Linked DNA regions of Homo sapiens: region 1 is linked to region 2. A link is a loop called in an ENCODE intact Hi-C map of the cell type or tissue named here. Cell type or tissue: sigmoid colon. All regions are shown on one strand. Links, peaks and the distances in the headings refer to the core of each region. The heading gives the core; the rest is flanking DNA.

Evidence for each region. Peaks named below come from ENCODE experiments on the same cell type or tissue, not always from the same donor. Only the 100,000 strongest peaks of a DNase experiment are listed, where the experiment ranks them.
Region 1: a loop joins it to region 2, with 5 times the contacts of the local background. A loop is called at or near these places in 1 of 110 quality-filtered maps.

The regions. Positions count from the first base shown.
Region 1 is chr20:32,962,184-32,967,555 of GRCh38, forward strand. It overlaps LOC124904887 (a long non-coding RNA gene), which reads right to left. Exons shown (of 2, transcript XR_007067565.1): 2 at 4,701-5,056. Among named protein-coding and RNA genes, the nearest start is that of SUN5, 40 kb to the right of the region's middle. In sigmoid colon, for the core only: no CTCF peak of the experiment used is centred there; no DNase peak of the experiment used is centred there; H3K27ac peaks cover 1,206 bases.
Region 2 is chr20:33,022,084-33,027,455 of GRCh38, forward strand. BPIFB2 (BPI fold containing family B member 2) reads left to right here. Exons shown (of 16, transcript NM_025227.3): 16 at 1,259-1,620. The coding sequence ends at 1,300. Among named protein-coding and RNA genes, the nearest start is that of BPIFB6, 6.9 kb to the right of the region's middle. In sigmoid colon, for the core only: no CTCF peak of the experiment used is centred there; no DNase peak of the experiment used is centred there.

The sequences.
Region 1 (5,372 bases), core at 203-5,202, 60 kb before region 2:
TCCTTCCCCTCTGGCCCAGAGGCACCTTTCCAGACCTCTGCTGGGCCATCAGCCCTCTTGGCAGCTGGAGATCCCATTCTGGGGCATGTGGGGCCCTCTGGACATATCACCTGCAGCCTGAAGGGAGCTGGGGCAGCCCACTGCTACTGAGCAAGGAGGAGGTGGGCTATAGGCTGGGGGTTCTTGGGGGATCTCTCTGTCTCAGTGTCCTCACTGACCCTCCTGTGCAGTCCGAGGCTCAGCCCTGAGGGGCGTATGTGTCGTTTCTCATCTCTGTGTTTCTCCTTCCATTTCCCTTTACACTTCACAGGGGTGGAAGCACGGGCTCCCCACCACCACTCTGCTGGGAGGTTGGGAGGTTTTTTTTTTTTGAGACAGAGTCTTGCTCTGTCACCCAGGCTGGAGTGCAGTGGCACGATCTCGGCTCACTGCAACCTCCGCCTCCCAGGTTCAGGTGATTCTCCTGTCTCAGCCTCTCGAGTAGCTGGGATTACAGGCATGTGCCGCCATGCCCGGCTAATTTTTGTATTTTTAGTAGAGACAGAGTTTTGTCATGTTGGCCAGGCTGGGCTCGAACTCCTGACCCAAAATGTTCCACCCGCCTCAGACCCCCAAAGTGCTGGGATTACAGGCGTGAGCCACTGCGCCCGGTCTGCTGGGAGTTTCTGCGTCACCTGTGCCTCCTTCCTGGGGTCACTGCATCCTCTCCTGTATGAAGAAATTATGATCTAAGCCCTCCCAGCTTGGTTCTTGCATTAAGGAGTCAGGGGCACGCAGGAGCCAGGCATTATTGAGGCCAAAGTCCATCTGCAGTCTGTATCCCAATACCATCTCTGTATCCGTTTCCTAGTGCTGCTGGAAAAAAAGTACCACACTTGATGTCTTAAAACAACAGAAACTAATTGTCTCAGCTCTGGAGGCTGGAGGTCAAGGTGTCAGCTTGGAAGAGGCTGCAGCTTACGTGTCAGTAGCTTCCCAGTAAACCCACCCAGCAGCCCTTGTTGATTTTCACTTTCACAACAAACACCTATTAAGTGCCTTCTAATCTAGAAAACTCTTCCTTATGGTGGAGCTGAAAAAGGCGTCCGTCTGGGGCTGAGGAGAGGCTGCTGTCTGGGCCACAGAGGATCATGGGATGTGTCCCCAGGAGGAGGTGCTGGGGATCAGACACCTTTGTGGTCGGGGTTGGGGGCACAGGTGATGGGGCCCTGCCCAGGCCACGCGGACCCCAAGCAGTGCCTCCCCTGACCTTCCCCTCATACCACCTCCCCTGGGAAGTGGCTTCTCATTTTAGAACCCTGCCTTTGTGTCCCAGGGCTTCTGGATGCCCCTGGAAGTTGGTAACAGAGCACCCCACACAGGGGCCTTCAAACAATAGACATTAATTTTTTCACAGTTCTGGAGGCCAGAAGCCCAAAATCAAGGTGTCAACAGGGCACCTTGAACCTGGTAGGGGAGGACCCTTCCTTGCCTCTTCCAGCTTCTGGTGTTTGCTGGTAATCCTTGCTTGGTGTTCCTTGGCTTAGAGATGCATTTCCCGCCCCGCTCCTCACTCTGCCTCCATTGTCACACGGGCATCTTCTTCATGGGTCTCCATGATGCCTCTTTTTTTTCTTTTCCTTTCTTTTCTTTTCTTTTCTTTCTTCCTTCCTTCCTTCCTTCTTTTCTCCTCCTTCTTCCATCTCCTCCTCCTCCTTTTTTCTACTTCTATCTTCTTTCTTCTTCTATCTTCTTTCGTCTTCTCCTTCTCCTTCTTTTCCTCCTCCTCCTCCTCTTCTTCTCCTTCCTCCTTCCTCCTTCCTCCTTTCTCCTTCTCCTTCTCCTTCTCCTTCTTCTTCTCCTTCTTCTTCTCCTTCTTCTCATTCCTCCTCTTCTTCTCCTTCTCCTTAGAGACAGGATCTCACTCTGTCACCAAGGCTGGAGTGCAGTGGTGTGATGATCATAGCTCACTGCAGCCTCAACTCCCCAGGCTCCAGCGAACCTCCCCGCCTCAGCTTCCCAGGTAGCTGAGACCACAGGTGCACACCACTACGCCTGGCTACTTTTCAGAATTTTTTGTAGAGGCCGAGTGCAGTGGCTCATGCCTGTAATCCCAGCACTTTGGGAGGCCGACACGGGAGGATTGCTTGAGGTCAGGAGCTTGAGACCAGCCTGGCCAACGTGGCGAAACCCCGTCTCTACTAAAAATACAAAAATTAGCCAGGCATGGTAGTGCATGCCTGTAATCCCAGCCACTTGGGAGGCTGAGACAGGAGAATTGCTTGAATCTGGGAGGTGGAGGTTGCAGTGAGCTGAAATTGTGCCACTGCACTCCAGCCTGGGCAACAGAGCAAGGCTGTGTCTCAGAAAAATAAAAAAATAAAAAATAAAACTTTTGTAGATACAAGATCTTGCTGTGTTGCCCAGGCTGGTCTCAAACTCCTGGGCTCAAGGGATCCTCCTGCCTCAGACTCCCAAAGTGCTGGGATTATAGGCATGAGCCACTGCACCCGACCACAGTGTCTTCTCATAAGGACACCAGGCATACAGGATTAAGGGCCCGCCCTACTCCAGTATAACTTCATCTTAACTGATGACTTCTGCAACAACCCTATTTCCAAATCAGGCCACATTCTGGGGTACTGGGCCTGAGGGCTTCAACGTATCCTTTGGAGGACACAGGTCAACCCATAACAGCCCCCGAGGTCGGGGAGCAGAAGAGAGTGTGGCTGCACTGAAGATTTTTCCCAGTTTCTTTTTCTTTTTTTTCTTTTTTTGAGATAGAGCCTCACTCTGTCGCCCAGGCTGGAGTGCAGTGGCGTGATCTTGGCTCACAGCAACCTCCGCCTCCTGGGTTCAAGCGATTCTGCTTCAGCCTCCCAAGTAACTGGGATTACAGGCATGCGGCACCATGCCCGGCTAATTTTGTATTTTTAGTAGATATGGGGTTTCACCATGTTGGCCAGGCTGGTCTTGAACCCCTGACCTCTGGTGATCCACCCACCTCATCCTCCCAAAGCGCTGGGATTACAGGTATGAGCCACCAGGCCCTGCCGATTTTCCCAGTTTCTAGAGCTTTCAGCTTTGTAGCTGACGCCCTCTTCTTAAATCCCAGCTGTTCTCCCAGCAAATTTCAGCTAGAGTCCCTCAAACCAATGATGAACTCTAAGTTACCTGCCACCTCCCCACTGACCCAGGGACCGGTGTTTCTGAGCCAGGCACGGAACAGGGGTGGCTGTGCTCGATTCCTCTCTTCCACCCTCACTGGATTTCCCTCGTTGACTTATCCGAGAAGGAGTGGGCTTGAACTCTCTTTCCCTTCTGCAAAAGGATGGAATTTCCAGCATTCCCTGTTTCTCAAAGTTGAAGGAAGTGAGAGACAACCTTTATTAGACACGTTCCAAGCATCAGGTCCTGAACCAGGTACTGAAACTGTATTTAATCCTCACATCATTCCACGAGGTGGGTGCTGATATGACCTCATTTTGCAGAGAAAGAGAGGTTCAGAGAGGTGAAATTGCTTGCCCACGATCACGCCAGGAAGTGGGGGAGTCAGCGTTTGAACGCTGCCAGGCTCAGCTGCTCTGAGTGCAACTGCTGGGCTGTCCCAGATAACTCAACCCCCACAAAGCTATGTCCATTGGCTTTGGGGCCTGTCCTGGGCTCTGGCCTTGCTCCCTTGGGAGGAAGGACCCCTGGTCCCTCCTGACTGTGCTGTCCTGGTGTCTGTCCAGTTTAGCCCAGCCTGCGAAGGGCTTGGTGACTTTGGCCACCACTTGAGGTGGGAGGGGAGTGTCCCTGCCAAAGGCTCATTGGCTGATGCCAGAAATCAGCTTCATTTACCCAAGGTACCCAGCTGATGCACCCAGTCCTGGTTGTCAGCACCTCAGGGTCCTGCCTCTCCAGCGCTGAGCCCTGGTGTAGTCTGTACAGGTTTGGAAAGTGAGTTGTGGGCCCGGGCAGGGGCGCAGCTGGGATTGGAAAGGAAAGGCAGGACAGGCAAGGCCTGGGGCAGCTGTGGGCTCTCTTGAGCGGGATAAGCGAGATGCTCCTCACCAGTCCAGACTCTATTTCCAAAACCCTCTCCTGCCCATCAGCTCACTTGAGCTGGACAACAGTTTTCTTAGGCATTTGCCCCATTTTACAGCAGGGCAAACTGAGGCTCAGCGAGGAGTAAGGTTTCACAGCTAGAAACTGGTAGAGCTAGGATTCGAACCCAGGGTTTTCTGAGCTAAAGCCCTCGATCCTTCCATTACATCCTGCTCTGCGCAGCATCTCAGGTGGAGAACTCAGGAAGTGGGGAGGTGTGTGGATAAGCTGGTGAAAAAGCCCAAGGCCAGGCCTAGGGCTGGTCCCTCCTCTGCCCAGAGGAAGGACACGGGGGAAGGACACTGGGGCTGGGGAGCAGGGAAGATGGGGGTGGTAGCAACCAGGCTTCGGGGGATTTTCTTAGAGGCTTCTGCATAACCCTGACCTGGAGGGTGGTTCAGGGTTTCCTTTAGAGACCCAAGATCCTGACATGGGGACACCTGGCTGGACACCATGGACCAGGACAGGCCAACCTGTCCCCAATCCCCTGACTCTGGGACTCTTCAAACCTCCCCTCAATGCACCCAGCCCCATTACAATAACATTCTGTGACCCACCCTTGAAGGGGTCAGTTGACCCTAATGTGTCTTTTCCCTGCCCGGTGCTGTTTGTGCCACGAGGACAAAACCAGGTTGGGCAAAGCAGAGTCAAACTTTATTCGTTGATCAAGGAATGGGGAAGGGGAGCTCATGTTCAAACCACCTTCTCCCTAAGGCATAGGGCAAAGGGGGATTTTAAGGGCTTTTAGGGCAGGTAGGTGGAGACTGGGCCAGGGATTCCTGGAGAAAGGTGGGTTCTTCCAGGAGGGGCTGGACCCTGCACAGTCTTGTCTTTTGCACCCAGCACTTTTTGTGCCTAGCAAGGTGCATTGCTCCCCCTGGGTGGAGATTTTCTCAGGGTAATGAGGCAAGAGTTCAGTCAAGGCCGCACTGCTCGGTTCAGCTCATCCTGTGGCTGGTTCGTGGTTATTGGCTTCCAGCCTTCACTTCTGCAAGCACAGCAGCAAGCACAGGTTAATTTCGCAGGTTGCGGGGCTTTTCTGAAAAAACTAAGATCATGCTGCAGTGACGCTTTCACTATGTTTCTCACACGATGTAGATCTGGTGAATTGTAGGCACTTAAAGAATTGTAAGGTCTGAGTCTCATCTCCTACTCTGACTTCAGCCAACCCTGGAGATTTGCCTCAGGTGCCACAGCCCACAGGCCATCCCTCCAGGCAGCAGGTGCCCAAGATGCAGCCGTCACAGGCCCCAGCATGACAGGCAGGGTTGAGCTCCACCAATAGCGAGTGAGCAGCCATGTCT
Region 2 (5,372 bases), core at 325-5,324:
GAGCAGATGACAGTGGGACTCCTTCCACTTTGTAGACAAACTGTGCAGGCTGGATGGGAGTAGGGAACTTCCTGAACTTTCTAAAATTGCTTTCCCTGGACCTGAAATTGTGGGCCCAGGGTGAGCTTCAGTCACAACACTGCCCAGGGTGAGATGCGACAGCTGCTTTCTTCTGTACCTGGGATATAAAAGGAAATTCAGTCAGCAAGACATGCCTAGGACAGAAAGCTGAACCCAGGTCTCTCAAGCCCAATGTCTCACGTGCTGTTCATACCCGATGAGTGTGACCTGCTGATGTAATTCCAGGGAGGATGCCCTTGTTCCTTAAGAACTACTCTCTCAAGGCACTTGGGTGATTATCCGCCCCCATGAGAAGGAACGATTGGTACACAGAGGAGCAGGGCTCTGTGGGGATTTCCCTAGGACTTCCCAAAACAGGCAGTTAGTGGCTGACCCACCTTGGCACTTGACCCAGCCACTGGGTCAGAGGTGAAAAGTCCCTAGTCCAGTACTGTTACCAATGGAACTTTCTGCAAGGATGGAAATTTATACTGTCCAAAGCAGCAGCCATGATAAGCCACAGGTACATGTGGCTACTGAGCACTGAAATGTGGCTAGTGCAACTGTGGACCTGAATTTTTTATTTTGTTTCATTTTAATGAATTTCCATGTAATTAGCCATAGGACTAATTAATTAGCCATAGCCACTAATTGTGGCTGCCTTATTGGACCACAGAGCCCTAGGCTACGAGCTACACTGGGGCAGGAACTGGGTCTGGCTTGTTCTCTGCTGGCTCCCCAGCACCTGCCACAGGGCTTGGCTTATAGTAGAGGCTTGATGAAGATTTACTGAATGAATGAATGAATGATCGGCAGCCCTCCAGAATGCTCCTGCAGTGGAGTGTAGCATAGGGGAGCTATGGGGGGTGCCTGAGTCTGCTGGAGAGAGTTGGACTTGGAGAAGATGCTCCATGGTTCTGGGCTCCCATTCATAAAGCATCAGTGGTATCCACCATCGGAGCAGCAACCAGTGCCTTCCATGGGGGTCTCACTGCATCCTCACAGTGACCTTGTGAGGTGGAGGCTGTTACTACCCCCAAAGTGACAGACTGGTAAACTGAGGCCCAGAGAGGCAAAGGACTCTCCTCACAACCCACAGCAAGAATGGCAGAGCAGAACTCAGAGCCAGGCTGAGGGGGCGGCTGGGGTCCTGCCTGTGCCTCCTCTGACCTGGTCCATGGTTTCCTTTGCCCTTCAGGGCTACGTGGTGATATCCAGTGGACTCTTCTACCAGAGCTGAGGCAAGACCACTGGGAGGCCTGAGAGTGGGCCAGCTCGCTGCTCAGGCGAATTTCTCATTTCAAGCCACTGGGGAAACTGAGGCAAAACCATACTTAGTCATCACCAACAAGCTGGACTGCTTAGCTGGGCTGTTTTATCTTCCCTGAGTGCCTGGGTCTCCCTCCCTCACTTCTGCCCTTTCCCTTCCTCCTCCTCTTCTCCTCCCTCTTCCCTCATCTCCCCCCTCCTTCCTCTGCCCCACCCCAGCGGGGAGCAGACTGCTCCTCCAGGCTGTATAGACCTGCCCTCTTGCATTAAACAACTTCTCTTGAGCTGCAACTTTCAGCCAAGCCCAGCAACCTCTTTGCATACCTAAGGCCAGTTCCCTACATGCAGTCTCCAGGTTCTGTCTGTCCCTGGAGCCACCAACGCTGCCTGGGAGAAGAAGAAGACATAACCACATCTCTGTTGATGACATCTCTGTTGATGACATCCATTGACTGTGTCACCTCTTTGCCTGGGGGAGCTCCTGTTTTGAAAGAGGACCCTGGAGAGCCGCATGGATGAGCCTGAAGTTAGAGCACCATGGTGGCACTTTGGGCACAGTGCCCCTTGCCTGGCAGCTTGCCCCGTCTTGTAACTAGAACCTCATAGGAGCCCCATGAATCAGGCAGGCAGAGACTGGAGTTCCATTTTATGGATGTGGGGACTAAGGTCCACTGAGGAGGGGAATGCACGGTGCCTCAGAGCTGGATGGTGACATGACCTTCCTTCAATCCAGACATGAGATGTCTGGTTCCCTCTGCCATTCTCCGGCTCCCAGAGCTGGACCTTGTCCCTGAGTCATGAACTTCAGGTGATGGGGAGTTCATTGCTCTTCTAGGCAGCTTCTCCATCTTTGGTTTCTCTGCCTTTGGTTTTACGAGCAAGTTTTTTGTTCTAAGGAGGCAGCATCTGCTTCCTGGGCCTCTGCCCTTCTGGTCACACTGAACATGTCTAACCCCTTTAGCCTCTGAATGCCCTTCACACCCAGTGAATCACACAGAACAAGATGACCTAGGGAACACCAAGGGATGTAAATGCTGGCAAGTCAAAGCCATGTGATTTTCTACCCCTGATAAGCTAATCTCTTAGCCAGAGATAGGATTCCTTCCTGCCTAGATATATGGTGTTTATGTTCTGTTTATGTTTCCTTTGGGGAGTAAAAGGTGCCTCAATTTTTACCACCAGTAAGCAAAGCCTTTGGCACGGTGTGACCCTAGCCACTCTTCCTGTGAGGGTTCAGGTTCATTCCTAAAGTTTCCAGCATGAGAGATCGAAGGTACTGGACCAAGCCCAGAGTCTTGGTGGTGGAGAACAGGTTGGGGGTGGTACTGAGAGAGTGGCAAGGGGCAGGTTGGAAAATCCACCCCCATGATTTTGCTCAGGACAATGTGACTCGTATTTCATTTGGTTATTTGGTTAATTAATTCACTCATCCTACTTTTATTGAGGGTTAAAATAGGCTGAGCTCTAGAAGTGAGGGAGGGAGACCCAGGCACTCAGAGTGGTCTGCAGTATGAGAGAGACAAAAAACTTAAGACAGAGCCATAGTCCATAAAGGAAGTTAATAACCTAGGAAAAGATTATGAGCTCAATATGTCAGTCCAGTGATCCATCTATCTATCCATCCATCCATCTATCCATCCATCCATCCATCCACCCACCCACCAATCAATCTATGTAACCATCCATCCATTTATCGATCATCCATCCATCCACCCATGCATCCACCTACTCACTACCCATCAATCCATATAACCATCCATACATTTGTTCATCCATCCATCCATCCACCCACCCATCAATCCGTATAACCATCCATCCATTTGTCCATCATCCATTCATCCATCCATCTACTCACTACCCATCAATCCATATAACCATTCATCCATTTGTTCATCATCCATCCATTCACCCATGCATCCACCTACGCACTACCGATCAATCCATATAACCATCCATCCATTCGTTCATCCATCCATCCATCCACCCACCCATCAATCCATATAACCATCCATCCATTTGTCGTCCATCATCCATTCATTCATCCATCCATCTACTCACTATCCATCAATCCATATAACTATTCATCCATTTGTTCATCATCCATCCATCCATCCATGCATCCACCTACTCACTACTGATCAATCCATATAACCATCCATCCATTTGTTCATCTATCCATTCATCCACCCACCCATCAATCCATATAACCATCCATCCATTTGTCCATCATCCATCCATCCATCTACTCACTACCCATCAATTCATATAACCATTCATCCATTTGTTCATCATCCATCCATCCATCCATCCATCCGTCCGTCCGTCCGTCCATCCATCCATCCGTCTGCCCATTTATTCAGTCATTTTTTCCAACCAGCCAGGCTTTGTTTGTACCCATGATGTACCTATTTCAATAATATATGTTCTTTTAGGTGAAGGGGGGATGAAAATGCCTCAGTCAAGCTCCTTGCCCAGAAGGAAGATGGTGGTCTGTCCAAAGAGAGTTGCCCTCATCCTAAGGGACACCCTTTGGTCATTCAGTTAGGTGCCTGCTGGGCTCTGGCTGCTGAGAGGGACAGATGGGTGTAGCAGTTTGAGTCCAGTTAGAAGATAGAAACCACACAGGAGCTCAAACAGGGGAAGTTTAATATGAAGAGTTATTAACTATGATAAAAGAGTCACTGCAAGACATAAGGAAACTCTATATGGTCCTCTAGGGCTGAGGGAGAGTACCCAAGGAAAGACAAACTCGGAAGGGCTTCAGGCGTTATTGGAGAAGGCATTGCTCAGCCTAGTGGATAGCACAGATGTTGGCTGGTGTGGCCAGGTTGGAGATGGCCTCAGCTGGCCTAGAGTTGCTAGAGTTGCTGGGCAAACAACAGGAAACTAAGACCTTGGGATCCAGTGTGCAAGCAGCATGGGGTGACGAAAGAGGGGAGCTCTGGGGTGTGGCTTGCACATGGAGCAGCTCAGGGTGTGGCTTTCTGGACTACAGGCGACTGGATAGAGGTAACGTGGGGCTACTTATGGAGGAGTCTGGGCACTGGCATGGGCAAGAGGCCTTCAGAGGGGTTGGGCCAGATGGGTGGGGGCATGGAGAGTAGTTCTGATTTCTGTTTGGAAGGGCTGGCCCCAGGCTGAGGTTGCAAGTTTGCAGAGGGATTGAGTTCTGGACCCATGGCTGGGATAGGCTTCACCTGCACACACTCACACAGCCAACTCCAACCCACATTGGAAACTGCAGGAAGCCTCTTCCTCTTGTACTGCCCTCTCCTAAGAAAGGTTGACATCATGCTCACTTTAAAGGAGAAATACTTAAGTGAGTCCCATTGCTTATCATGGAACATACACTGAAGGGTGCTTTTGGAGCTGAGAGGCAGTAATAAATTGCTAACTGACACAGTGGGGCAGAGGAGAAAAGGACCGTGTTTTCCCAGGTCAGGTGCCTTTGCAAATCTCTCACTTGTCCACTTGCATGGCCACTCTTTGCCCTGAATGTCTACCCTGCATATTTCCTCGCTAGGCTCTTTGCCCAACATGGGATGTCTTTACCGGAGCCTGTCTACCCCAACGCAGCAGCTCAGATGCAGTCTCCCCTGGCCACAGCATGGGGTGACCTACCTGCCTGGTTTCAGTCTCCAAACCCCTCCTCCTCAATCACTGTGTTGCCCTTTGATTGCACACCATGGTTATTGGTGTCCATGACTTCCTTCCCCACCGCACCTCCCTGACCCTTCCCAGAGCCCAGAGTACAACAAATGCATAATAAATGTGTGGTGAGCGAGCTGTTTGCACACATACATGGTGGAGCTCTGGCCCAGGCTTGCCTCAACCCTAAGCCCTGGGCAGGCCATGTGGAAAGCCCCATCCTCATAGGCAGGTGGGGGCTGCTAGACTTGGAGTCCCCTGTGTTGGGTCCCCAGAGGGTCAGTGGGGAAGGGAAAAGATGACACTGAGCTTCAGGACTGGCCCAGTCTCTAGCGTCTGAGAGTTAGAGAGGAAAGGAGGCTAGGGAAGGCTCCCTGGAGGAAGGAGCCTCAGCT